Linked DNA regions of Homo sapiens: all the other regions are linked to region 5. A link is a contact called in ENCODE Hi-C or POLR2A ChIA-PET data. All regions are on one chromosome and are shown on one strand. Each heading gives the region's core, a stretch centred on a gene start or an enhancer-like site at or near the end of the contact. The rest is flanking DNA. Distances are from core to core; before and after follow the strand shown.

Evidence for each region. A loop is a pair of places that touch in the nucleus more often than their neighbours do. ChIA-PET counts read pairs that join two places held with the same protein, here RNA polymerase II (POLR2A). Pooled maps may share reads with other maps.
Region 1: a loop to region 5 is called in a map of CD8-positive, alpha-beta T cell, with 4 times the contacts of the local background. The contact joins the promoter of ARL8B here to the promoter of TRNT1 in region 5. A Hi-C loop is called at or near these places in 3 of 168 maps with a recorded cell type or tissue (CD8-positive, alpha-beta T cell and naive thymus-derived CD4-positive, alpha-beta T cell), 1 of 37 single-sample maps with no recorded cell type and 12 of 50 pooled maps.
Region 2: a loop to region 5 is called in a pooled map, with 2.5 times the contacts of the local background. The contact joins the enhancer-like site here to the promoter of TRNT1 in region 5. A Hi-C loop is called at or near these places in 1 of 37 single-sample maps with no recorded cell type and 4 of 50 pooled maps. POLR2A ChIA-PET finds 5 or more read pairs at or near these places in 1 of 52 experiments (GM12878).
Region 3: a loop to region 5 is called in a pooled map, with 7 times the contacts of the local background. The contact joins the promoter of BHLHE40 here to the promoter of TRNT1 in region 5. A Hi-C loop is called at or near these places in 2 of 37 single-sample maps with no recorded cell type and 11 of 50 pooled maps.
Region 4: a map of CD8-positive, alpha-beta T cell shows a loop between it and region 5 (3-fold over the local background). The contact joins the enhancer-like site here to the promoter of TRNT1 in region 5. A Hi-C loop is called at or near these places in 2 of 168 maps with a recorded cell type or tissue (CD8-positive, alpha-beta T cell and gastrocnemius medialis) and 7 of 50 pooled maps. POLR2A ChIA-PET finds 5 or more read pairs at or near these places in 2 of 52 experiments (B cell and MCF 10A).

Annotation. Positions count from the first base shown.
Region 1 is chr3:5,119,259-5,124,528 of GRCh38, forward strand. ARL8B (ARF like GTPase 8B) reads left to right here and starts at 3,034. Exons shown (of 7, transcript NM_018184.3): 1 at 3,034-3,330. The coding sequence starts at 3,208. LOC124906212 (a long non-coding RNA gene) reads left to right here and starts at 3,801. Exons shown (of 2, transcript XR_007095800.1): 1 at 3,801-4,458. RefSeq lists a silencer at 2,840-3,099.
Region 2 is chr3:4,516,979-4,522,091 of GRCh38, forward strand. ITPR1 (inositol 1,4,5-trisphosphate receptor type 1) reads left to right here. Exons shown (of 62, transcript NM_001378452.1): 4 at 4,046-4,116. Among named protein-coding and RNA genes, the nearest start is that of ITPR1, 26 kb to the left of the region's middle. Within about 2 kb of position 2,158, at least 7 of the 41 ENCODE cell types and tissues checked have a DNase peak (open chromatin) inside an H3K27ac peak, as active enhancers do.
Region 3 is chr3:4,976,902-4,982,597 of GRCh38, forward strand. BHLHE40 (basic helix-loop-helix family member e40) reads left to right here and starts at 2,536. Exons shown (of 5, transcript NM_003670.3): 1 at 2,536-2,897; 2 at 3,061-3,130; 3 at 3,400-3,507; 4 at 4,491-4,614. The coding sequence starts at 2,818. BHLHE40-AS1 (BHLHE40 antisense RNA 1) reads right to left here and starts at 3,060. Exons shown (of 3, transcript NR_125916.1): 1 at 2,894-3,060. RefSeq lists enhancers at 758-947, 1,068-1,117, 1,248-1,367, 2,668-2,817, 2,925-3,519 and silencers at 1,478-2,247, 2,458-2,517.
Region 4 is chr3:4,847,676-4,852,766 of GRCh38, forward strand. All of the region lies in intron 2 of LOC124906209 (a long non-coding RNA gene), which reads right to left. Among named protein-coding and RNA genes, the nearest start is that of EGOT, 99 kb to the left of the region's middle. RefSeq lists enhancers at 2,697-2,816, 3,217-3,276, 3,637-3,716. Within about 2 kb of position 3,301, at least 5 of the 41 ENCODE cell types and tissues checked have a DNase peak (open chromatin) inside an H3K27ac peak, as active enhancers do; they include B cell and CD8-positive, alpha-beta T cell, where a contact is called at or near this core.
Region 5 is chr3:3,122,782-3,128,189 of GRCh38, forward strand. TRNT1 (tRNA nucleotidyl transferase 1) reads left to right here and starts at 4,159. Exons shown (of 8, transcript NM_182916.3): 1 at 4,159-4,209. It overlaps LOC124909339 (a long non-coding RNA gene), which reads right to left and starts at 4,050. Exons shown (of 2, transcript XR_007095786.1): 1 at 3,779-4,050. RefSeq lists a silencer at 3,863-4,282 and enhancers at 4,490-5,220, 4,643-4,722.

The DNA.
Region 1 (5,270 bases), core at 1,784-4,283, 2.0 Mb after region 5:
TGGGTGGATAATGAGGTCAAGAGATCGAGACCATCCTGGCCAACATGGTGAAACCCCATCTCTACTAAAAATACAAAAATTAGCTGGGCTTGGTGGCTCGCCTGTAGTCCCAACTACTCGGGAGGCTGAGGGAGGAGAGTTGCTTGAACCCGGGAGGCAGAGGTTGCGGTGAGCCGAGATTGCACCACTGCACTCCAGCCTGGCAACAGAGCGAGACTTGTCTCAAAAAAAAAAAAAAAATTCCTGGGCTGGGTGTGGGCATGGTGGCTCACGCCTGTAATCCCAATACTTTGAGAGACTGAAGCAGGAGGATCACTTCAGCCCAAGAATTCAAGGCTGCAATGAGCTATGATCTGCCATTGCACTCCAGCCTGGGCAACTGTGCTCGACTCTGTCTCAAAATCAAATAAACAAACAAACTAAGTCCCCTCAACTGACTAAACAGATCCTTCCTGGACAAAGAGATCCTAGGAAAATCTTTTTTTTTTTTCTTGAGACGGAGTCTCGCTGTCGCCCAGGCTGGAGTGCGGTGGCGCCATCTCGGCTCACTGCAAGCTCTGCCTCCCGGGTTCCCGCCATTCTCCTGCCTCAGCCTCCCGAGTAGCTGGGACTACAGGCGCCCGCCACCGTGCCCGGCTAATTTTATGTATTTTTAGTACAGATGGGGTTTCACCGTGTTAGCCAGGATGGTCTCGATCTCCTGACCTTGTGATCCGCCCACCTCGGCCTCCCAAAGTGCTGGGATTACAGGCGTGAGCCACCGCGCCCGGCCTATCCTAGGAAAGTCTTAAAAACTGAGTTCCTTCCCTCCACAAGATGGGAAGTCAGTCACACCTGGTTATACCTCCTCCCTTATGTCGTTTAGAAACAACAAACGACCGGCCGGGCGCGGTGGCTCAAGCCTGTAATCCCAGCACTTTGGGAGGCCGTAGGCGAGCGGATCACGAGGTCAGGAGATCGAGACCATCCTGGCTAGCAGGGTGAAACCCCGTCTCTACTAAAAATACAAAAAATTAGCCGGGCGTGGTGGCGGACGCCTGTAGTCCCAACTACTCGGGAGGCTGAGGCAGGAGAATGGTGTGAACCCGGGAGGCGGAGCTTGCAGTGAGCCGAGATCGCATCACTGCACTCCAGCCTGGGCGACAGAGCGAGACTCCGTCTCAAAAAAAAAAAAAAAAAAAAGAAAGAAACAACAAACGACCAACATTAACGTTAAAATAGAGATCACAAGACTGACAGAACAGACTCTTTGTGACAATTAGATACCAAATTATAAACAGGACCTAAGGCCATACTAGGCAAGAGTTAAATGACTAAGTGCAAGGTTTCTCTTTTTCTCTACCAGCTAAACCAGCACTGGCCTGGAGATAAACACAATTAAAACAGTTACAACTCTCTGCCAGATGCAGGCTAACTGACCTGTTCCACAAGCCTAACTATGGCTTTGATTAGACAAGAGACTGATTTCTGTAACTTTCTCCTGTTAAGAGACAACTAACCATGCATCCATGCATTGGTTCTGGCTGGCTTTTTCTTTTCTTTCTTTCTTTTTTTTTTTTTTGAGATGAAGTCTCGCTCTGTCACCCAGGCTGGCGTGCAGTGGCATGACCTCGGTCACTGCAACCTCTGCCTCCCGGAGTCAAGCGATTCTCCTGCCTCAGCCTCCAGCATAGCTGGGATTACAGGCGCGTGCCACCATGTCCCGCTAATTTTTGTATTTTTAGTAGAGACGGGGTTTCACCATGTTGGTCGGGCTGGTCTTGAACTCCCAACCTGAGGTGATCTGCCCGCCTTGACCTCCCAAAGTGCTGGGATTACAGGCATGAGCCACTGCACCCGGCCTGGGCTAATTTTTTGTATCTTTAGTAGAGACGGGGTTTCACCTTGTTGGCCAGGCTGGTCTCAAACTCCTGACCTCCTGATCCACCTGCCTCAGCCTCTCAAAGTGTTTGGATTACAGGCTGTGAGCCACCGCGCCCAGCCCAGTTCTGGCTGGTTTTACAGAGGCCAAGCACTTCAATACCTTTCCCGTCCCTGATTCACTTTCTGATGTGGAGGGCCTGATTATAATACTTTTACTTTATTTATTTTTTAATTGTTGTTTTTTGAGACGAGGGTCTCACTCTATCACCCAGGCTGAAGTGCAGTGGCATGATCTCAGCTCACTGCAACCTTCGCCTCCTGGGTTCACACAATTCTCCCACCTCGGCTTCCCAAGCAGCTGAGGCTACAGGTGCATGCCACCACGTTCGGCTAATTTTGTATTTTTAGTAGAGATGGGGCTTCACCATGTTGGTCAGGCTGGTCTCAAACTCCTGACCTCAGGTGATCTGCCCACCTTTGCCTCCCAAAGTGCTGGGATTACAGGCATGAGCCACCGCGCCCTGCCTGATTATAATACATTTAAATGTTAAGTCGCCACCCCAAATGAACATAGGTCATATGCAACATACAGATTTGTTCACTATGTGTGTAAGACCACCTTCATACATATTAATAGCTCCTTCCATAAGTTAAATATGTTTACTTGGCCAACTCCTCAATATAAATTCTTGTTGCACCCTTCCCTCTCTCAAAGTGCTTACTTTTGTTTTTTTTGGCCCGAGGCTGCACGTCCTGCCTACAGCTTATAATCCCCTTCTTAAGAAATAATGCTCTCCTTTCTAAATTTATAAACGGTGTCATTTTTAAGTTAACACTATCTTTTGCTACTACCAAAAATGTAGGACAGGAATTTTTATTCCACGCCAACTCTTCCAGAGTCTTGAAGTCTTCCTGCAGATTGTTAATGAACAATTATAGCAAAAAATGAATGAATGAATTAACGAATGTATAAGTGGATGAATGACGAATGAACCAACAATGAATGAATGTAGAGAAAGCCTCAAGGGGGCCCGAGGGTACGCTGTGCTGCGGAGCATGCCCACCAGGTGGCGATGCCAGCGGCGGGCGGGCCTGGCCGGATTGGCCGCGCCGCTCTTGCCGTGGGTGCCGACGGCGGCGCCGGGACGGGCGTGGGGGGTAGGGCGAGTCATATGATCCGCTCGGCTTCCTGGGTCTGGCTGCTGCCGCCCGCCGGTGTCCGCCCGTGTCGCGCCGGGGCACCAAGGAGCCGTTGGAGGGTCCGGGCGGAGGCCCGCTCGTGTGGAAGTCGTCGACGCCGCCGCTCGTCCGTCCTCCCGTCCGTTCTCGCTCCCGGCCGCCATCATGCTGGCGCTCATCTCCCGCCTGCTGGACTGGTTCCGTTCGCTCTTCTGGAAGGAAGAGATGGAGCTGACGCTCGTGGGGCTGCAGTACTCGGGCAAGACCACCTTCGTCAATGTCATCGCGGTGAGCGCCCGCCCACTCACTCGCCCGGGGCTCCGCAGCCAGGAGTCCGGCCCGGCGCTTCTCCAAGGCCTGAGTTGGGGCCCCCCTCGGCGCGATGGGACTGATGGCGGGGGGCGTGCGAAGCTGGGCCTGTCATCTCCCGAGGGCCAGCATTTGGAATTTCCCGCGTGTTGGCGGCGCGGGGAGTAGCACTGAGATCGGCAGCGGAAGGGTTAAGTCAGTGTAGACATTTTCCAAGGGCTGTGTCCTCAACGCCGCGGGGGCTCGGAAAGAGTTAAATTGAACTCGTCACATTTTTAAAGCGCTTGGGGATTGGGGTTTCCCTTGGGTTTGCCCAGTAGGGGCAGCCAAAGAGTTAAGTCCAGTCTGTCACTTTCCCAAAGGGTGGGATTTGGCAAATCCGTCAGCCGTACGAGAAAGCGTAAGCATTAAGAGCCTCTCTTAAGTTGCCACTTTGGACCAATAGACCCATTGTGAAAGCGGGAGACCAGTGTGAGCGCCTTCCTGAATTCTGTGGGCCGCTGGTCCCATCTAATTCAGTTACTTGTTTTCACCCGTCCCCCAGGCGCGGAGACCAAGCTCATTGCTGAGCTCCAGCTAGCCCACAATACATAGTATTTATTAAGCTAAGAGTTAATTGTCTTAAGCGACTAGATAAGATGGATCTGCAGTTAGCATAAAGTTAACTACCCTGCGAAAGAGGAGTTGGTCTTTAAATGGTGTTTTTCACTTGAAGAGAAAAGAAGGTACTGGGCAGGAACATAGCTTAGCAGGCCTAGGGAATGGGTGGAAGGAAAATTGCACTGAGGACTTACATAGAATGTGGTGTTTGTTCAGCAATGATTGAGTAGAAAGGTGATTGTTTCGTTTTGCTTGTTTGGTTGGTTGGGAAATAAATAGGAGTGAAAGATTTCGCCTCGATCTTTATTTAGAGCCCAAGAGTTGTTGTGACTCAGTTTTAGCTGGTAGTGGCTTGTACACGCCAGGGGAGTTTTAGAACTGTTCTGAAGAGAGATGGCAGCAGTTCTTCCACCTTTTCGATGACTGTTGAAATCCTGAAGATTAGCTGTCCGACTGGTTAGGTTACACAAGATGATTCAAACACAGCTTTCATGTTTGAGAAAATAGGTAACTTGTGATTCTTAGTCCTTGCACTAATAAAGCAACAGGAATGAGTAAGTCTTGGAGAAAAAGAGATTAGCAGAAACCCCAAAGTCCTTTGAAGAATGATGTATATAAGGAAGATTTACCTGCTTGTTGTTCGGCTCCTTTTCTAGTAGTATTATTATTAATTTTTTTTCTTGAGACGGAGTCTCGCTTTGTCCCCCAGGCTGGAGTGCAGTGGCGAGATCTCAGCTCACTGCAACCTCCACCTCCCAGGTTCAAGCGATTTTCCTGCCTCCACCTCCTGCGTAGCTGGGATTACAGACGTCCTCCACCACGCCCGGCTAATTACTTTTAGTAGAGATGGGTTTTGCTTTGTTGCTCAGGCTAGTCTCAAAACTCCTGACCTCATGTGATCCGCCCGACTCGGCCTCTTAAAATGCTGGGATTGCAGGTGTGAGCCACCGCGCCTGGCCTCCTATTGTAATATTATGATTTTTTGCGCTTGGAATGACTATCTTTCCGCAGGAATAGAAGAGTGGAATGTGTATCTAATACCACTAATTTTTTTTTTTTTTTTTTTTTTTTTTTTCTGGTAGAGACAAGATCTTCCTATGTTGCCAGGCCAGCCTTGAACTCCTGGGCTCAAGCGAGCCTCCTGCCTCGGCCTCCCAAAGTGCTGGCATTACAGGCATGAGCCACCGTTCCTGGCCTAATACCACTAAAATTAATGAGGAAACATGAACTTCGGGTTACATATTTATATTAGAATTTTTTTCTTTTCTTTTTTGGAGACAGGGTCTTGAGCTTTCACCCAGACTGGAGTGCAGTGGTGC
Region 2 (5,113 bases), core at 908-3,407, 1.4 Mb after region 5:
TTTATAATATAAGCAAAGACCAAACCTCCTGGGCTGCCTATCTCTTTTCTTTGAAGCAGACATTTCCTATTTTACATTGCTGTATGCATTTGAAAATTATAAATTGCATAAAGTTCTATAAATCAGATTTTTGCTCTTTTGTGCTTTTTTCCCAATCTTTATACAACTTTTAAGGGTATAAATATATTTCATAATGTACTCATTTGATTATCTTCTCCCGTCTCCTCCTACGCCTATTGTCTAGAAGAGGAAATGAGAGGTGAAATAGTCCCAAAGGCAGACAGAGGCAGAATGGAGAATCAAGATGGTTAACTCCAAAATAGTTACGAATGGTCTATATTGTCTTTGTGTAGAAAGGAGTAGTGAGGCCCCGGGGCGGCATTGTTGAATTTGGCAAGAGCTGGACTCAAATAAATTGGGGGAAGGAAGACCAGCAGCTTCTCCAAGAACCTCATTTTTACAGCAGCCAGACCTTCCTTTCAATTATAGCTATTATTTAAAGCATGCTTGTTTCCTGGTATTTGTGCAGAATGAGTATTCCTAGGCTCTCATGCAGGTTACTCCACACTCAGGGAGCAAATTATTATAGATACAGAATTATAGCTCAATTAGACTTGTGCTCCCACTGTAGAGAGATTTTGTTTCAAATGTCATCCAGTGAAAAAGAAGTCATCCATGGCTGCCTGATCACCAGATCCAGTGACTTTCTACATTTGACCTCTCTCCATTATGGACCTACCCTTAACAATTTATCTTCTGTGGCTTTTGGCAAAGAGGCCTCCTTCTGCCCTGCCTCTGACTCTCCCTCCTTTCTTCATGGTTGGCTCCTTCCTGTTTTCATCGTCTATGGTTGACTCTTTTACCCTCTTCTTCTTTTCAGTAATGACAGCAACAGTAATAAATGAAAAGCACTAAATGAGCCCAGTGGGTATTTGCTGTGTGCTAGGCACTATGCTAAATACTGTGCCTACATCTTCCTTAATCCTCACACAACTGTCTATGGTGAACATTGTCATCATTGCTGTTTGTGGAGGCAAAACTTTTGAGCTTCAGAGAGGCAAAGTCACTTGCCCAAGATTTCACAGCTCAGAAAATTCCAGACTCCAAGGCTAGGGCTGCCAGCAGTTGCTCTCTGCAGGCCAGCTTCTCTCTTTCCAGCTTCCTTGTCTGCCCGCAGCTCTCCCTCCTCCTTGACTGTGCACAGCCCCTATCTGGATGCCTGGTTAAACCTCAACCCACTCTATTCCCATGTTTCCCCTGGGGGTCTTGATTTCCCAGTCACCCAGGTGCCTCCTGAGCCCCCGGGATCTTAGTACCTTCTTTCTCTTCCAGGGCATCTCTTCTTTAAAATCATATGAAGTGCTTTTTAAGTGTTTTCCTCAAACATTGTAAACAAATTAATGATGAGTCCCTCCTGCCCTTTTAAAGTGAGGAGGGCTTCTTTTTGAACTTTGGGTTGCTAATACTTTCTTGAGATGAATACTTTATTTTCTCAGTTGCTTGCACATATTTGAGGATAGCAGTGTAAAAATGGGGTTGGAAAGAAAGTTTGACAACCCTTCCTGTTTTTAATATTTATGGGGGACCTGTTGTGGACTACGGTGAGTGAGTGCCAGTCGTTATGGGACTCACTGTGTAGCACTCCAGCCCCATCCCATTTATATAGATGGTGGTTACCTCCAAATGGCTTCATCTACTGGTTGAACTTGAGAACTCCAATAGGATCTTGGAGGGCAAGTGTGTGTGTGTGCACACTACTCAGTGGCATGCTTCTGAATTGCCTTTTTAGCTTGTTAAAAATAAAGGTTCAGCTTGGTGCGGTAGCTAACGCCTGTAATCCCAGCTACTTGGGAGGCTGAGATGGGAGGATCCTTTGAGACCAGGAGCTCAAGACCAGCTTTTAAGACCAGCCTGGGCAATATAGCAAGAACCCTGTCTCTTTATAAAAACAAGACGGGCAGGATTCTTGGGCCTCATCCTACAGCACAGCTTTAGTAAGCTGGGTTGACAGAGTCCTGGCGTCAGTATATTTGGAAACAATAAGTCTGATGAACATCCCCCTCGTTAAGAATCCCTGAGACCAACTTTCATTTTACAGATGAAAAAACTGAGACCGGTAGGGGTAAAATGCCACAGTCATGATCATGCCGCTAGTAGGTGGCAGAGTGCCATCTACAATTCATTTGTCATCTGAGCTTGACTGGGGCTCCTCTTACCACTTCCTCCCCATTTGAGAACTTGATGATTTATTTATTTTTTTTTTTCTTGAGATGGAGTCTCACTCTGTCGCCAGGCTGGAGTGCAGTGGCACGATCTTGGCTCACTGCACCCTCCACCTCCTGGGTTCAAGCAATTCATCTGCCTCAGCCTCCCATGTAGCTGGGACTACAGGCGCCTGCCACCACGCCCAGCTAATTTTTGAATTTCTAGTAGTGACAGGATTTTGCCATGTTGGCCAGAATGGTCTCAATCTCTTGACCTCGTGATCCGCCTGTCTCGGCCTCCCAAAGTGCTGGGATTACAGGTGTGAGCCACCATGCCTGGCCATGGCTTGATGATTTATTAACCTAGCCCTACCTTGGATTCTGAGCCCACCCTGTCAAGCATTATGTTAGCTCTGGGGGCATTACTATACTTACAGGAGCTTAAGGTGGTGGTTTTATATATGTATATTCTGCTCTTGATTTTTACATGAGAACTCAGGCCATTGGCTACACTGTTCTTCTTGTTTATACAGTGAAGTCTTGTGTCATGAAGCTGAAGGAGGCAAACTGCTGGTGGGGTACCATGGACACTTTGATTTACCCACCAAATAGATACTGAGCTGCCAGCCTTGGGCATCTTCTGGCCTTCATGGAGCTGGTAGCCTGGTGCCCCTTTGGAGTCTCAGTCAGTGAGGTTGGGAGGACAGAGAAGGAGAGGCAGAGAGTGTCTGGCGCAGGAGAAGCTTGGTCGGGGGGGCTTTGTGGAGAAGGTGGGGCTCTTACCCTGAGTCCTGAAAGACAGGCAGGACTTGAGGAGGCAAAAGGGAATCTTGGAGAATAGAACAGTAAGGGTCAAGGCTGAATATTTAATGGTACCTTGCATTTGGGATGAGAGGAGGCAGCACAGATGAATGGAGGAACCCTGGAAAACCATGGTGTGTTAGCTGGGAACAACTGCAAGTTCTGTGGTCACTTGGAAGATTAGCCAGTTCTATCAGTACCAGTTTTAGGAGCTTGGACAAGTTGTGTAACTTCTCAGAGTCTCAGTTCCCTCATCTGTTCAAAAATATATTTTTAAGTGGTTCTTCTAAAAGAATTGTGCAAGTTAGACTTAGCAGTCAGGACTTTAAATACTGAGTCTTTATGTAATGTGAGCTTATTTATTTGTAATTTTTTGTACTTTCCCCACTAGTTGCTTTTGATGCTCCACAGTCCTTTCATATCTTCATGAGTTTGTGCTCATGGTTCTTTCCACCTGGAAACGCTCCCCTCTAGCCTCCAACATCTATTTCGAATCTTCCAGTAGTTCCATTAGAACTTCCTCTGTCTGCAGCTTCTCAGATGACCTCAGGCACAGTTCGCTTCTGGCTGTATTTTTTTTTCTTCCTTCTCTTACAGCCCTTAGATTATATTCTCCTTATCAGTTTGTTCTTAAGGCTCCTGCACTAGCCTTGAGCTCCCAAAGAGCAAGGGCCTGGCTCATATTCACCTGGCACAAAGTCAGCTCCTCAGCTACCCTTAGTTGAATGCAACAGCCCCTTGCTGTGTCTCGCGACTTCAGCCACCTTGCATGCTATACTCAGATCTACCATGGACATGGTTATGGGAAAGGAGCCACAGAAAACAGTAGCCTTAATGTGTCCTTCACAGAACAGAACCCTGGGCTTTTGGATTAGGTTTAGATCCATGCATAGGAAGCCTCTAGTGTAAAGAGTTCCTGGCAGGAGAATATGGCAATCTAAATGTTGCGCAGGAAAAGCCCTGGGATATCTGATTTTTGCATAGTGCTAAGAGTTTCATTTTCATACACTTGACAGAGCATTTATCTGTCTTCTTTACAGCCTGGTTGATGATCGTTGTGTTGTACAGCCAGAAACCGGGGACCTTAACAATCCACCTAAGAAATTCAGAGGTAAGGTGGTGGCTTTCCTGGAGTAGTCACCTTGACTCACTTGAAAATTCTTGAAGTGTGTTGTTGGTGTGTGTGTGTGTTTATAAGCAAAATAGGCTTATTTATTATGTATTTTTTTCAGAGTATGATTTGAGTTCTAAGCTTTACAACTTGAAAAATGCATACATAAATTTAGTATCAAGATTGGGTTGGCTTTTACTGGGTCCTTAATTTGTCTATTGAATATGTGTTGACAAGTGCTAATTCGGTTTAAAGTCTTACATTTGTACAGGTATTTCTTCAAACAAATAGTATTTATGGATCCAGTCACAGGGAACATTCATTATTTCAGCAGATCTCACTGTCCGTTTGGGGATGCTGATATTCTTAGATACCTTCTTTAAGAGGTATCTAATGATACCTCACTGAATGTCTCACTGGAATGAAACGTTCTTAATTATTGCACTTGTTTTTTGAGTTAAAAGACATAGGCAGGCTGGGCACAGTGGCGCATGCTTGTAATCTCAGCACTTTGGGAGGCCAGGGTGTGGAGATTGCTAGAGCCTGGGAATTCTAGACGAGTCTGGGAATTCTAGACCAGCCTGGGCAACATGGTGAAACACTGTCTCTACTGAAAATACAGAAATTAGCTGGGTGTGGTAGCATGCACCTGTAGTCCCAGCTACTCAGGAGGCTGAGGTTGGGAGGATCACCTGAGCCTGGGAGTTCCAGGCTACTGTGAACCGAGATCGCACCACTGTACTCCAGCCTGGGCGACAAAGTGAGACCCTGTCTCAAAAACAAAAACAAAAACAAAAACAAAAACAAGACATAGGCAGGGCAGCTTTTCTACCCAAATTAGTTTTTTCTTTAGGCCTCCTGAATTTGGTATCTTTCTCCAAAGGTAGCTTAGTTTATTGTAGGAGGTCTTTGAAATACACTTGGTATCTTAGATGATAAACATTTGTTTTTCTTTTTTGTTGTTGTGGTTAGTGGTCCTCAGCTCTAGGCACATGTT
Region 3 (5,696 bases), core at 1,286-3,785, 1.9 Mb after region 5:
AAGGGCAAAACGTATTGATAAACTCAAAGAATTTTAAGAATGATATTGTCATGAGCCATGAGCCATGGAAGCTGCAAGGTTTGGGCTCCCTCCTGCCATCGGGTGGGGGGTGTCGGCGGAAGGGGGTACGTGTCCTGTCCTCTCCCAGTGCTTATTTCCTGCTGGAACCGTGGTTTTGACGCAGCCGTGACAGCCCTTCATCCTTATTAAAATCACACAATGAAGCAGGTCGCCCAAGATTGAAAGCGCGTTTCCAGGGCGGACCCCGGTCCCCGCCTTTGGCCAGCAAAAGTACATTCTGGCAGGGAGGGATCTCTGAGCCCCGAAGTGAGGTCATGCCAGTTAGCAGTTAGAAAAGGAGGCATTTCTCACACTTGCTAAAGAGTTTGACGCTTGTGAAATATAAACAGGAAGCGGGAGCTCTCCAAGGCGACCTGAAGGAAATACACTGCCAGTTTGGTCAACTTGTGAATGCCAGTTCTCTAGGTCGTCAAGGGCACTGCCAGTTAAGACTGATCCCCTAACTGCACCCGAGGCTACTACTCTTCGCCCAGTCTCGGCAGTGACCCCATTTTTTTTTCAATCCTTCCCACAGCCAGGTCACTCAGCAGTGGGGTGACTGACCCGAAGCGCAGTGGGAAGGGCTTACAGTCATCTCTCAACTCCCCGAACTTGCAGGGCAGGGGAGCGCAGAGGTCAGTGAAATCCCCAGCCAGGCCTTATTTTAGTCATGAGTTTCCACTGGCTCCCTCCTCTGACTGTATCAGCGCTGCTCACACCGCGGGATTGGAGTTTCAGCTGTTTTCCCTGCTCCCGGCTGAGTGAGAAGGTCACAGAGCCCGGACCTTTCCGGGGGAGGTGGGTGGGGCCCTCCGGCAGCCTAAGTGAGATTGCAGAGATCTGGGGCCGCTGGAGGAGGTCCTTCCGCCCCGGGCTTGGGGCTTTGGGTTAGCTTCTCCCCCGCTTCTCTACCTAGGCATCTCGGTTACAATGAAATTAAAAACAAAACACAAAGCAACACAAGTTCTCATTGTTTTTCCCCTCTGTCAGCCAGTGGCCTCGATACAATTTTCCCAGGGCTGCCTTTCCTTTATTGCTCAATTTAACCTCTTCCTAGAGGTTCTGCAAGTTCAAGGGCAGGATCCGTGTCGGATTCATCAACTAGTGCAGCGCCTAGTGCAGAGCAGGGGGCTCAAGAAATACGTGTCGACCGCATGATTGCTAAGATTTCCCTGTAACAGGCGGTTTTTTTTTCTTGTCTCTCTCATCCCTCCTGCCCTGGGTGCAGACCGCGAACAGCGCCGCCGAACTTCCCAACAGGCAGGGAGAGGGCCGATCCGGGCTGGCACGCCACGTCCCCGGGGTCTCAGTCCCTGGGTCAACGCAGAGAGGCTCGCGGTCCGCGGTGCTACGACCTGAGCCCGGCCACGTGAAGCGTCACGCCCTGCGCTGCTGCAGGGCAGGCGCCGCCGCCGCGGTTGTGTAACGCTGCAGCCGGAGGGGAGGCGACCGGGGCGCCTCTGCTCCGGAGGGGGCAGAGGAGGGAGGGAGCGCCGGGCACAGCGCCCGGTATCTTTCTGCGCTTGACTGGCCGGGAGGAAGGGGGTGACACTGGGGCACCCAGGGGGCTGCGCAACCGGGTGCCCGCCCGCCCGCAGGTTGTGCCCAGGAGCGGAGCTCCTGGGAGCGAGGGGCCCTCGGCTCACACCCTCCACGGTCAGGTGCGCGCGGCGTGCTCGGCGGCAGCCTCAGCTGCCCCTGCGCTTGGCCGTCGGCCCGCTTCCCATGGGGTGACATCCGCCCCGCCCCTCGGTCCCTCCCCAAGGCGGGCAATTCCTGGACGCGAGGGTGAGCAGTGGGGGCAGGGAAGCCAGGACGGAAAGAAACCCCAGCCTCTGGGGAAGGCTGGGGGGCCGGGCGACTCCCTCCGCAGCGCGCCGGTTCCTCCAAGCGGGCCGGGCGGGGGAGGAGGAAGAGGGCTGGGCTGGAGCTAGCAAGGGGATATTCCTCTCCCGGCTTGAGTCAGACGCGGGCGGATCCGTCCTCCCCCGTTCCCTCCCAGGAGACGGGAACTTACTTCATTTCCCTGGGGCAGGTTCGCCCACGTTACCAACTTCTCCCCCTCCCCCAGCACCCCCGTCCCTTCCAGCTTCCGCGCCCCCCACCCAACTGGGCAGGACCCAGGTCGTGCTGCCACCCCCTCTTCGGGGAAAGGCGGCCGCAGCCGCAGACACCTGGGGGCCGGGGCTGGGGGTGGGGGCTCCCTAGCAGCCGCCGGAGCGTTGTCCAACACGTGAGACTCATGTGATGAAGCCGGGGGAGGGCGGGCAGGTCGCTCCTTCCCTCCCCGGCAGTGGCCAGACGTGCCTGGAGTCACAGGGTAGAACACGTAGCTCCAACCCACCCACTCGCTCCCATTTAACCCAGCCCGCAGCCTCTCCATTACTCCTCGGCTTGCCCCCCCACCCCCCCACTCCGCCCTAACCGCCCCCCCCTCACCCGCTCCCTCCCGCCTCCCCGCCCGCCCCACTTCTCATTCACTTGGCTCGCACGGCGCAGACAGACCGCGCAGGGAGCACACACCGCCAGTCTGTGCGCTGAGTCGGAGCCAGAGGCCGCGGGGACACCGGGCCATGCACGCCCCCAACTGAAGCTGCATCTCAAAGCCGAAGATTCCAGCAGCCCAGGGGATTTCAAAGAGCTCAGACTCAGAGGAACATCTGCGGAGAGACCCCCGAAGCCCTCTCCAGGGCAGTCCTCATCCAGACGCTCCGCTAGTGCAGACAGGAGCGCGCAGTGGCCCCGGCTCGCCGCGCCATGGAGCGGATCCCCAGCGCGCAACCACCCCCCGCCTGCCTGCCCAAAGCACCGGGACTGGAGCACGGAGACCTACCAGGGTAAGTTGGCACTCCTTGGCCCTTCAAGCCTCAACTGCAGCCCCATGTTATGCGCCACTCTCAACTTGGAGCAGCTCCGGGCGCACCGGGAGGTTCTTGCCCGGCAGAACGCCTGCAGCCGTGCGCAAGCAGTCACGACCCTTCCTGGTCTCTCTTCCTGCAGGATGTACCCTGCCCACATGTACCAAGTGTACAAGTCAAGACGGGGAATAAAGCGGAGCGAGGACAGCAAGGTAAGCAAGTGCACCCCTAGGGACCCTGCGCTCAGCCCCTCGCGCGCGCTGAGTTTCCAAGAAAAGTTTTCTCGCTTTGAGGTTGGCGAGGGGATGCAGGGTGTGGGCTCGGTGCCTCTTCTGAGTGACTTGGAAAAGAAAGGGCAGACGATGGTTCTGGGTGCTACTCTGCTACTCTGCTCCTCTGCCGGACTGTTGCTGCGGGGCTGGGAGGATAGGCTTCTCATCTCCTTCCCCAAGCGCCCACCGCCTCCCCGTGCGTCTTGCAGGAGACCTACAAATTGCCGCACCGGCTCATCGAGAAAAAGAGACGTGACCGGATTAACGAGTGCATCGCCCAGCTGAAGGATCTCCTACCCGAACATCTCAAACTTACAGTAAGTGAGAAGCTGGCCCCTTTCCAACCCAGTCCTTTGCCCAGAGGGCGGGCGGGTCACTCGCCGCCTGCAGGTTCCGCGGGGAACTGCAGACCAGACTGGCGGATCAGAGCTGGCGGGTGGCTCTGCGGTGGGGTCCTCCTCCACAGTCCTGGCGTTTTCTGGCTGACTCATGCAAATGAGGCGAGAACCACTTGGACCTCTCCAAGTTGGCTCCAACACCAACTGGCCTTCCTTTTCAGGAGTTTAACTTCTGGTGATTTTCAGGATTCCCTAGTTTTTCTCACTTAAAGGAACACGCCAAGAAACACACACATTTTATTTACCCCTTCCCCTCTACCACTCCCCCCACCTTTTTTGTTGTTGTTGTCAAATAAGGGGACTTGCTTTGGTGTGTGATTTTTACGGCCTGTCCTTTCTTGACAGTAGCCCTCGGCTACTTCGCAGCCTTTGGTTGGGGAAATGGAAAAAAAAAAAATAGTATTTCGGGAGGAACAAAAAAGCCTGGATGAGCTGGAAGTTCTGAAAGGGTGTAAGGAAAGAAGTAGGGAAAGCCTCTTGGCTGCCAGACGTAATAGAGGTCCCTCTCTGAGTTGACACCACTGCAGGAAAATGTTATCTCTGGATTCCCCTGAGTTAAGGTCGGCAGAGGCTGCTGGAGAAATTTATCTGTCAAAGGATTTTCCTGAGGTAGTTGCAGCTTCCAAAATGCCTCCAAAGACAGGTGGCACCCGTTTTTTTAAATTATTTAATTATATATATATATTATATATATATACACACACACACACACACACACACACACACACATATATGAGTGTATCTGTCTATCTTTTTAAAAGCATGACCTACAGACTTAAAACAGCCAACCAGGAAACACTATTCCACTTTTTTTTTTCTTTTCTCATTTCTCATTGCTAATAAATGTCCCAAAGGTGGGACTTCTCTGACCTCACCGCTGACTAAGGCTCTTTTCCTTCCAGACTTTGGGTCACTTGGAAAAAGCAGTGGTTCTTGAACTTACCTTGAAGCATGTGAAAGCACTAACAAACCTAATTGATCAGCAGCAGCAGAAAATCATTGCCCTGCAGAGTGGTTTACAAGCTGGTGAGTGCTGATTCTGGCTATGCTCTCTTTAAGAGTTTGAGTGCAAATAGAGAGCCCGTGGGCTCAACATCTGATGTAATAAACATTACTGCAACAAATTGCTTATGCACGTTCATTGGGGGAGATGCAGTTTTATCTTTCCTAAAAGGTCAGACTTTTCATTTGAAATGCATTGTGCCACCTGGCATGAATACGTATTAGTGAAATGATAAGATATTCCTGTGGCATTTTAGCTTGAGAGTCTCTGGGTTCTGGGAGATTTCCCTACTCCCTTTTAAAATGCCAAGGCACCTATAATTTGCATTGTGGGTGTTTTACAGTTGGTCTTCTTAGCCCTCTTTCATTGGAGAAGAAATCATGGGTATGCCCCAGCGTTTTCCTGTTTCTTTGCTTCCTTGTCACTTGGTGTGTGGTGTGATCCTGGCAGGATACAGCAGGAGTTTTTCCTGCATTTCATGTGGTTCCCTGAATAGCCACTAGGTATCTTGGTGAATTGCACAATCTAGCGAAACCACTGAAGTTTCATCATTCGTTTCTACTGACTTCCAGATAATCGGAGTCAACCTTCTAACCTTCTAGTCTCACTTCTTCCAAATAATACTGTACAGACTGGGGAGAATTATTCTACCCACTCCCTCATTTCATGCTTGTCTGCCTTCCTCTCGAAGGCTCGTATGATGAAAATTGCAAAAACCCAGCTAGTGCTTCTGCCTGTTTCCTCATTCAAAATAGGAAGATGGTCATACCTAATGTCTTGAGGATCATGGATAGAATATGTGGAGAAGACATAGAAATAGCCTAATTAAAGGTCACAGCATGACTGCAACTTTTACAAATCATTGAAAATAAGTTTACTTTAGGTGATTGTTGTTTCTTCATTCTTTTCCTCATTTTATAACTATCCAGCCTCTGCCCATTTTGCCACGGTGCAATGTTGTATGCATTGACTCTTAGGTTTATAAATACATCAGAATGTTCTTTGCTGCCTCGCTTACATGGAAAACTCACAAACCACCTATACAATCCAAAAGAGGGGAAACAGCTCATCTCATATTAATTATGGTCCATTTCCATGATAGGAT
Region 4 (5,091 bases), core at 2,051-4,550, 1.7 Mb after region 5:
ATTATTAGAACAAACATTGGGGAGTATTTAGTACAACATTCATTCATTCTTCTGGATTAGTGACTGCCAGCCAGGCTGTCGGGAGCGCCCTACTAAATCTCCTGTCTCTTCTGCTTTTACTGGGGGATCTTTAATTTGCTGTGTGCCATGTGGAAGTATCGGGAACAGCTGAAATTTGTTTTAGTTCATGCCCAGTGGTCAGGGTCCTTCAGCAAAGTGTAAAATGTTTTTACAGAGCCACCTTGCCTGTCCAAACGTAGTAAAACCTGTTCCCTCCTCAAATCAGTGCTTGCCCTGGCTGCTTTTTTTGACACTAATTTTCTCTATGCTTTGGTAAATAATACCACCCAATGTTGGGAACTAGGTCAAGATTAAATTCCAGTTAAATGGCTAGTTTTGTAACTAATGCTTCTACTTTATAAATTTGATAACTTAAAAACAAATTAATTTTTTCCAGTCAGTGCAGCCTGTCTCCACAAAATTTTTCCATCGTAAGGCAAGCCTAAGACAGATACCTACTTTTATCTGTAAGCAAAATGGCAATCTATGCTAACCCCCACAATGCACACATTAGCTAGCAAGGACTTGCTTTTCCCCTGGGCTTTCTCTTTGATCTCTCACACTGCCCAACGAGATGTGGCAGTGTGTGTGGTTTGTCTCCCAAGTCCCATCCAGTTCATTGGAAAGTTCTGCATTGACATGCCAAGTTGCAGCTTTTACAGGTTTGTCATGTTCCATTTGAATCCTGTCACTTAAGATATAAATCTTCATTCAGTGTGCCAGCTTCAGCAGAAAATAAACGAAATTGGAATGCCACTCCTCCCTCCATGCAGTAGATCCTACCCTTGCCGTTTGGGTGTGAACACTAAAGCTAGTAGAATTGAAACATACAATTTGAAGTGAAAACTCCGGGGGCCTTTGATGTGTAATTGTAATTCTGCCTGCTTCCTTCACATTGTGCCTTTCCAACACCTCTATTTTAAGATCAAGGTCCAAGTCACCTTCAAAGTTACCTACCCGGATGAAGAATTAGTGTTATCAGGGTGAAAGTATGGTAGTACTCGCTAACATGAGAGAAAGCCAATGTTACTTAATTAAGCCATTTTATTTAATATTAACAGTTTGCTACAGCACCAATTCAAGTTTCAAGCATCTGCAAATTTCCCTAACTAATCCATCTGTTAAAGGGTCTGGGAAATTCCATTCCACTTCTCTAACATTTGTGGGATCTTACCCTTTCCATGCCCCTAAAATTGTGTAGTGATTACCCTGTTTCTCTCTACAAGTAAAGCTTCCACTCTGTTTGCTGTCGTCCTGAAGGTCTAAATGATATTCCATCCACCCTGTTCAGTTTTCTCCTAGTGCTGTATTTATCTGTATTTACCCTGCCCCCAACATACAAAATATGACTTTAATGTCATTCTTTAAAGATTTGATACTATTCACTTAGTTTGCTTTCAAGTTCATGTTCCTTATTCATTGTTCTTCATTCAGCCAATTTTTTTTTATTTGGTTGCCCTTTCTGGAAATCAATTGCTTGATTTTGCTCCTGTAAAATGTGCTCTTTCACTGCGTTTCACTGAGCACTTCCTAATATAAATTCTAAAGCAAGCATCCTTTGTCTATGGACGCTAGTCAACAACTCAGCCTTTGCAGCAGCAAACTATACAGAGCTGTTTGTCTCCCAAGTCCCATACAGTTCACTGCAAAGTTCTGCATTGACATGCCATGTGCTAGTGGGAAATTACTAAGATCTCTAGAGTAAATTAAGAAAATAACCTGTTAAAAACTCAATTGTAGATCTCTGTATACTCCTACTATAGACGGCTTGGATAAAGCCTTAATGGGCAAAGGCCTGAAAGTTTCTGATAGTTATTTTAAGGCTAATAATGAGACCCTTAGCCTGACTTTTGAGCGGCAGGGAGGGAAATTTACTCCTTCCAAACTGTTACAATCATAACTACATACTTATAGAAGCAGAGTTGGGTTTTTGCCAAAACTTTTTCGCCAAAACTTTTTTTTTTTTTTTACAGATTTTGATAACATACGTGCTTGTTAGAAGACAAATTATATGACAGTAAAAGTCACCTTTACATAAGACAGAATAACAAAGGACTGTTATTGAAGGCTCTTGAGACACTGTACAGCAGAAGTGAAACTTATTTTAAATAAGATAAGAAATTGAGCCCTAAAGAAGTAAAGTAACTTGTCCAAGGACTCAGCTCCAGAATAAATAAAGATCTCCTGACTAAGCAAAATACAGAGAGCTCTTCCCACTTGCTATCTCCCTTCCAGAGTGGGGATATCAGTAATCAGTTTCCCTTAACTGTTCTCCCTTTACACAAAGCATTCATGCAGAACTTTATTTTGTCCTACATGTGGAACAATACAGATTGATTTGTTTTTTCTTTTCAAATCTCTTTCATGAGATGATGGATCTACACATTAGAAAGTATTGACTCTGAATATTTTGTCAAGACCGAAAACTTTGTGGCAAAGATAAGGAGTGAGTGAGCTCCTGAAGTCTTTATCTTTCACAACTACAAATCTCTTGTATATAGCTCTTATATAACTGCATTTTTCAAAGGGAGAATCCGTCCTCGGCCCAATCAAGGTGGCTTCTTCCTAGGGAGCATGTGCAGGTGCACACTGGTGTCCTCTCCTACCACAGATGTCAGTGTTCATTGGCAAACTCTGCCTTGGTCTTGTTCCTTACACTAATAATTTAACAATCAACTAGAATGTTGGAAAATCCCCATAAAGATTTCAATTTTACAGAAAGTACCCAAAATTCCACTAGTTTTGCATCACAAAGTAGTGGTTGAAGTAAAGTTTTGAGTAAAACGCCGTGTGTGTGGTTTTTGTGGGTGGTTGCAGCTCAGAACAACGTTTAGGCCTCATCAATCATCTGACAGGAGAGAGTATGATGGCAATTTATAATAAGATGATTATAATTATCATACACATTTTTCCATCTTTGGTATCATATGCCACATTAAGCAACTCTTACAACCTAGAGGCCAATTCAGAAGCATAACAAGCCTTCAGGTCTGGAACCAAAAAAGTCTACCAAAATCAAGAAAATAAAAAGGTAGATCACTGGTGGGTGTTTACATTTGGTCAACTCAGACAATGCTATGGAGTCTCCAGCTGCTGGTATTTTAAACTCATTTGGTAAAACAAATCTCTAGCTTACTAGGGCAAGACATTAAAAAAAAAATTACCAAAGGAACATCTTAAAATACTTTAAGGTCATGACAAACCAGTGTGAAAGAGAATCCTAACACCTAGAAGCGAAACTGCATCATCCACCCAGCTTGGAGAGAAAAAAGAAAGCCAAAAACCACTATAGAATAAGAATGCAGAGTTTGAGAAAACCCCTAAGGTGAATTCTGAACAACAACACAAAGAGTCCAACAACATAAGAAGTGCACACTGTACGCAAGAACCACTAACGGAAAGAGTTTGCCAGCACATTTATAATGACCTCACAATACATGGTTGGTCCCAGGTAAATGGAACTTCAGACAATCCAGGAATTTCACCTATTTACTCCTGAGCATAAGTCACATACTTATCACCTATGGTATCTCATAAAGTCTTGTAAGAAGCTTTTTGTAAAAGTTCTCTGCAGAAAAACAATTAAGGTTTGGTATAAAACTGGGACAAGGAGACCTGAACCACACAAGGCTTAGGTGCTAGGTCTATGTCAGAGTCCACATGGCAACATGGTGGAATGGAAAGAACATGGGCCTTAAAGTGGATAAGAATTCTAATACCATTTCTGTCACTGAAATGTTATAACTTGGAGCAAGTTACTAATGATTTTAATGTGCAGTTCCCCCCTTCTCAAGAGTAGAGATGCTACCACGTACTTCTTTGGGCAGTAATGGGCATCAAGAAAGATAATCTATACCAAGAGTCTGGCATATACCTGATACGTTACTTCCCATTCCTTTGCAACATGACCATTTCCTTTTTTTCATACCTATCCACAATCTCAGCTAACTATTGCATGACCAAAAGCTTCTTTCTGTTCCCACTAAATGGGTCTGATGTTATTACTGCGGGATCCTAAATCTACATGTCTTAACATGACATATTTGGGCCACATCCAGTCATTTTAAAAACTTTTATCTTTCTATCCAAAGTACGTTTTAACTATCAGTTTGAACTGAATAAATTCATAAAGAAACCTCTCATACAGCTTATGACTTCCAGATAACTATCCTCATATTTTTTAGCAGTGCTGGATTCAAATCTGACTTCTTTTCTTAAAATAAATCTTGGGCCAGGCACAATGGCTCACGCCTGTAATCTCAACACTTTGGGAGGCCAAAGTGGATGGATCACCTGAGATCAGGAGTTCGAGACCAGCCTGGCTAACATGACGAAACTCTGTCTCTACTAAAAATACAAAAATTAGCCAGGTGTGGTGGCGCATGCCTTTAGTCCCAGCTACTCAGGAGGCTGAGACAGGAGAATCACTTGAACTCGGGAGGCGGAGATTGCAGTGAGCCAAGATTGTGCCCCTGTGCTCCTGCCTAGGCAACAGAGTGAGATTCCATCTCTAAATAAATAAATAAAATAAATCTCTACAGAAAAAATGTTTTATCTTGGGAATGACAATATATTTCCTTAGTTTCTGAAATGCCTTCACTTACATTCTCATTTAAACCTCCCAGTCTTGTCAAGTAGATATTATCTCTGAAGTCTGAATGGTCCCAAGTTGTACTATCTTTAATTTAACATTCAAATACAAATTCTACATCTCACTACCTATAGAAGACCCAGAGCCTCTTTAATAATTTCTTTCTGAGAAGGATCCTGAGAAGGAGCAGAGACCCCACCTTGGGGGCCCGTGAGCCCCTCTGCAACCCGAGCATGAAAATAAAGGAAAATCTTGCATTCCTTCAAGGGCAATTCCAGGCACCTAGCTAGCCCTGAGAAGTGAATAAGCAACTTGTTGAGCAATAAAGTAATATAATAGCAGCCTCAGCGCAGTGGCTCATGATTTGGGAGGCTGAGGCAGGTAGACTGCTTGAGCCCAGGAGTTCAAGACCAGCCTGGGCAACATGGCAAAACCCCATC
Region 5 (5,408 bases), core at 2,909-5,408:
TATGTATAGCTAGTCTTATCAGACACCAGTAAACTGTTTACCAAAGTGGCTGGGCCAGTTTGTATTCCCACCCACGGTGTATGAGAGTTGCAGTTGCTCTTCATTCTCATCAGCATTTGATATTTCCAGGTGTTTCAATTTTAGACATTCTAATGGGTATGTAAAGGTATCTCATTGTTGGCCAGGCGTGGTGGCTCGTGCCTGTAATCCCAGCACTTTGGGAGGCTGAGGCGGCAGATCACAAGGTCAGAAGTTCAAGACCAGCCTGGCCAATATAGTGAAACCCCATCTCTACTAAAAATACAAAAATTAGCCAGGTGTGGTGGCACGTGCCTGTAATCCCAGCTACTCAGAAGGCTCAGGCAGCAGACTGCTTGAACCTGGCAGGCATAGGTTGCAGTAGGCCGAGACTATGCCATTGCACTCCAGCCTAGGGGAAAGAGTGAGACTCCGTCTTAAAAAAACAAAAAGGTATCTCATTGTTGTATAATTTGTATTTCCCTAGTGATTTTATATATATATATATATAATATTTTAGACAATGTCTCACTCTGTTGTCCAGGCTGGAATGCAGTGGTGCAATCACAGCTCAATGCAGCCTGGACCTCCTGGGCTCAAAGTGTTTCTCCCACTTCAGCCTCCTGAGTAACTGGGAATACAGGCACGCAACAGCAACCCCGGCTATTAAAAAATAAATTATAGAGAAAGGGTCTCATTATATTGCCCAGGCTGGGCTCAAACTCCTGGGCTCAAATGATCCTCCCACCTTAACCTCCCAAAGTGCTGGGATTACAGGCAAGGGCCACCATATCTGGCCTCTTAGCGATTGATGAGTATCTTTATATATGTTTGGTTGCTAACCATATAGCTTCTCTTATTACGCTTATTTCTTCATATGTGATATATATTTTTATGTACTATATTTTTGCTGATAATATATAAAAATAGAATTGATTTATGTATATTAACCTGGTATCCTGAGACCTTCCTAAATTTACTTGTTAGTTCTAGTAGTAGTTTTGTCAGTTCCTATGATTTCTGTATAAACCACCATCATGTCATCTGAAAATAGGGACAATTTTACTTCCTTTTGAATTGTTACACTTTCCATATCTTTTTCTTGCTTTGTTAATGGTTATAAACTACAGACAAATGTTAAGAAGTGGTAAGATGAGGCATCCTTGCCTTCTTCCTGATATAAGGGGGAGAGTGTTCAATATATTACCACTAAGTCTGATATTGGCTATGGATTTTTCATGAATGACCTTTACTATATTGAGGAAGTCCCTTCTAATTTTTTTGGCAGTTTTTATGAGTAGGGATTGAATTTTAAGTGGTCTTTCTGCATCTATTGTGATGACAACAGTTTTTCTTTTTCAGTTAATATGGTGAATTACGTTGATTGGTTTTAGATCATTAAATACAACTTGCATTCCTTGCACTGGGGACAAACCCAAATTGATCATGATGTATTATCTTTCTATATACTGTTGGATTCAATTTCCTAACATTTTATTAAAGTTGTTTTTGTTTCTATGGTCATGTGGTATATTAAGCTGTATATTAATTTTTTTGTAGTGTTGATTTTATGTTATGCGGGTTATGCTGGCCTCAAAATGAGAGGAAAACTGTTTCCTCCTCTATTTTCTAAACAAACTTTGCACAAGACTGGAGTTCTTCCTTCCTTATGCGTTTGATAAATTTGACCACTGAAACCATCTGGGCCTGGAATTATCTTTGTGAGAAGTCTGTTGAACAACAATTCAATTTCTTTAAAAATGAAAAGCTATTCAGATTTTTAAATTCTACCCTATTTCAGTTCTGATAAATTGTCTTTTTTATAGAATTGGTGCGTTGCATCTACATTGTCAAATTAATTGGCATAAAATTGTTTATAATACCTCCTCATATATATCTACATGATCTGTAGTAATACCCCTATTTTTGTTTTATTGTCTTGGCCAGTACAGGAGGAATTCTCTTACTCTCTCTCTTTCTCCTCTCTCTCTCTCTCTCTCTCTCTCCAGTTGACCTTCCATGGCCATGGGTTCTCCATCAGTGGATTCAACCAGCCACAGGTCAAAATATTAAATAAGGCTGGGGCACCATGGCGCACGTCTGTAATCCCAGCACTTCGGGAGGCCTAGGTGGGTGGGTCACCTGAGGTCAGCAGTTCAAGACCAGCCTGGCCAACATGGTGAAACCCCGTCTCTACTAAAAATACAAAAATTAGCCGGGCGTGGAGGCGGGTGCCTGTAATCCCAGCTACTTGGGAGGATGAGGCAGGAGAATCGCTTGAACCTGGAAAGCAGAGGTTGCAGTGAGCTGAGATCGTGCCACTGCACTCCAGCCTGGGCGCCAGAGTGAAACTCCATCTCAAAAAAAAAAAAAAAAATTAAATAGCAATTAAAAAACACAAAGAAGCGATATAGCATAACAACTGTTTACACAGCATTTATATCAGGTATTATAAGTAATCTAGAAATGATTTGTACTACAGAATGTGTATAGTCTATATGTAAATATTATGCCATTTTATGTAAAGAACTTGAACACTGGCTGGGGTGATGTTCTGGAACCAATACCCCATGGATACGGAAGGACAACTGTATATACACCTGCATATATAAACTATATATTTACAAGGCCAGAAATTGTTGAGGGTGCCCAGCACAGTAACTGGCACGAAGTAAGTCATCATAATAGTTGTATTAGCGTTGCCTTCATAGGTGGTGATTTGGAGAATCTATTCTAGGTGGGTACAGCAATGGAGGCTTTGGTCCAGTTTGTCTAGGGTCATGGTGGTGAGAAATAGCAGACAAGCCTGAAAGGATGATTTGGGGCTTTCCTTGCCCCAAAGAGAGAGAGAGACAGAAAATCCTTGCACCGGATGATATCAATGCTGTGCCTCTGAATGTCCATTTGGAAAGCCAGTCCTGTGCTTCCAAAAACAGGATATTCAACACCTTGAAGAGGTGTGGTAATTGCACATCTTACTTTTTACGTTTTAGGAAGTCTACAGAGAGTGGGGCTGAAAAGTTTGGGAAGAACAGGTAGGCATGTGGGGAGGGCAAAAGAACAGAAATAACATGCACAAGCATTTTTCTAGGAAAATTTTAGGGAAAGCTAAGTGATGTAAAGTTACACTTAAAAGACTACACATTTTCGGCCGGGCGCAGTGGCCGAATCCCGGCAAAAGTAATCCCGGCACTTTTGGGGGCCGAGGCCTGGGGAACACGAGGTCAGGAGTTCGAGACCAGTTGGCCAACACGGCAAAACCCCGTCTCTACTAAAAATTAGCCGGGCGTGGTGGCAGACACCTGTAATCCCAGCTACTCGGGAGGCCGAGGCAGGAGCATCGCTTGAAACCGGAAGGCGGAGGTTGCAGCGAGCCCAGATCGCGCCACCGCACTCCAGCCTGGGCGACAAGAGCGAAACTCCGTCTCAAAAACAAAACAAAACAAAAACTACACATTTTCGCACTTTAAGGGCTCAACGGCTGTATTCCCACTCCTTTGCCACTCTCTTTGCTCTTTTCCGCTCTAGAAAGAATTAATGAACTGGATCAAATCTAAGTTCTCCACGTTACAGATGGGAAGCCTCCGGGCCAAGGAGGCCAATGGTTACACAAACCAGGTAAGAAAATAAAATATGCCCAGTAAGTTCATAGGACCGGCGGGCTTAGATTTCGAATGCGCGTGACTCTGTCAACTGTGGACTTAACCCTATGCAGAGATTAGAGGAGAGAATAGTCAAACACGGATAAGTTAACATTTACCGAACAGTCCGTCCTACCCTGGGGTAGGTTTTATTAACAGTCTCGTTTTGCAAAGGAAGACAGCTGCCAGTTGTCTCAGATCGCACGGGCATGCCGCGCAGATGGGCTTCTGAGCAGCTCAGGGCCAGCCAGAGGTCTGGCGAGAAGGGCGTAATTAAACGAACCCGCGCCGGTTTCCTCAGGGCCCCCCGGGGCTCCGCTTCGCCCCAGCGGGCCTCGGCGGGGCTGGGAAACCGGCTGAGGTTCGCCTCACGGTGGGGAGGAGCGACGGGAGGCGGAAGCCCTTCGGTCCGGGCCCCGCCCCCGCACTCGCCCTCGCCCCGCCGCGACTTCCCATTCGCCGCCAACCCATGTGCGTTGGTGACGTCACCGCGTTCACCAGCCCGGAAGTGCGCGTGGCGGCGGTGGCGGCTGCGGCAACAGCGGGGCCGGTAAGCGGGCGCGCGCCGCTCAGAGGGGCAGAGTTGGTGGCGTGAGTTGCTGCCCCTTCCTTCCTGCTGTGGGCCAGAGGCGCCACCGCGCCCGGTCCTCGAGGAAGACGGGAGCGGGACGTGGCGAGAGGCCTCCTCAGCAGTGGGCAAAATAGCCCCGACGCGGAGGTCGTGTCCCCGCCACGTTTCCGGCGACCGCAGGCGCGGATTCCTTGGCTTCCCTCAGCACTTTCCCCTCCGCGCGGACGGCCCCGAGACGCTTTTTCACTGGGCCTTGTCGCCAGCACCCGGCGTGGGGGGTGAGACGCGCCTTTTCAGGGCTGGGGTTCCCCAGAGCGTTTTCCTAAGTCGAGGCGGAGGTGCGAGGAAACTGAGTGGGTCTTTCCGCCCCACGTGGCCTGCCGGGAAGCGCGGCTCCTCCACCCGCTTCCGTGGAATGGAATGGTTTTTCTCTGCAGGTTTACACCGGGGTCACTCGAGAGCTGCTGCGGCCTCCTTATGGGCAGGACCCCCGTATGGGGAGAACGAGGATGTGATATGTAGAAGGGAAGGCCGCGGTGTGCCAGAAATCAGAGGAGATTGCAAGATGGCAGGAAAAGAATCAGGAAAATGGGGGCAGCAAAACTAAATTCATGGGAAAATACAATGTCTAGGAGCTATCCCAGGGTCGTGAATCCTCGAGTGCAGGTGGGGAAGTAGGGTGATACCCACCTGTGACCATGACAAGTTTTGGAGACCAGAAACTCGGTTAGAGTTTCTAGAACCCCGCATCCCTCTCATACTGCCTGAAGCCCTGCTCTGGGGAGAGTGTCATCACAGTACCATGTGGCATGCGAGTGTCGTGGTAATGCTCCCCGACCAAACCACCAAACCGAGGGTTGGGCTGCTTATTCTCGCTGCCCAATAATGAGATGCAGATAAACTAGGAAAGAAAGGAGTTTATTTCTGTAACCAGGTACGGGGCGAAGGCGTGGAAAATATCCCAGACCGACTCAGAATTACAGAGCTTTCCAGAGCTTATATACCTTGTAAGTTGTATGTTTATGTGTAAGTGTGCATTGATCTAAAGATACAAGTGATTAACTTCTTACCCATAAGATCTGAGTCCTGAAGACCTTCCTCTGGAGCCTGAGTAAATTTACTTAATCTAAATGGGTCCAGGTGCTGGGGTGATTACCCTTATATTCTCTCCTGCTAAA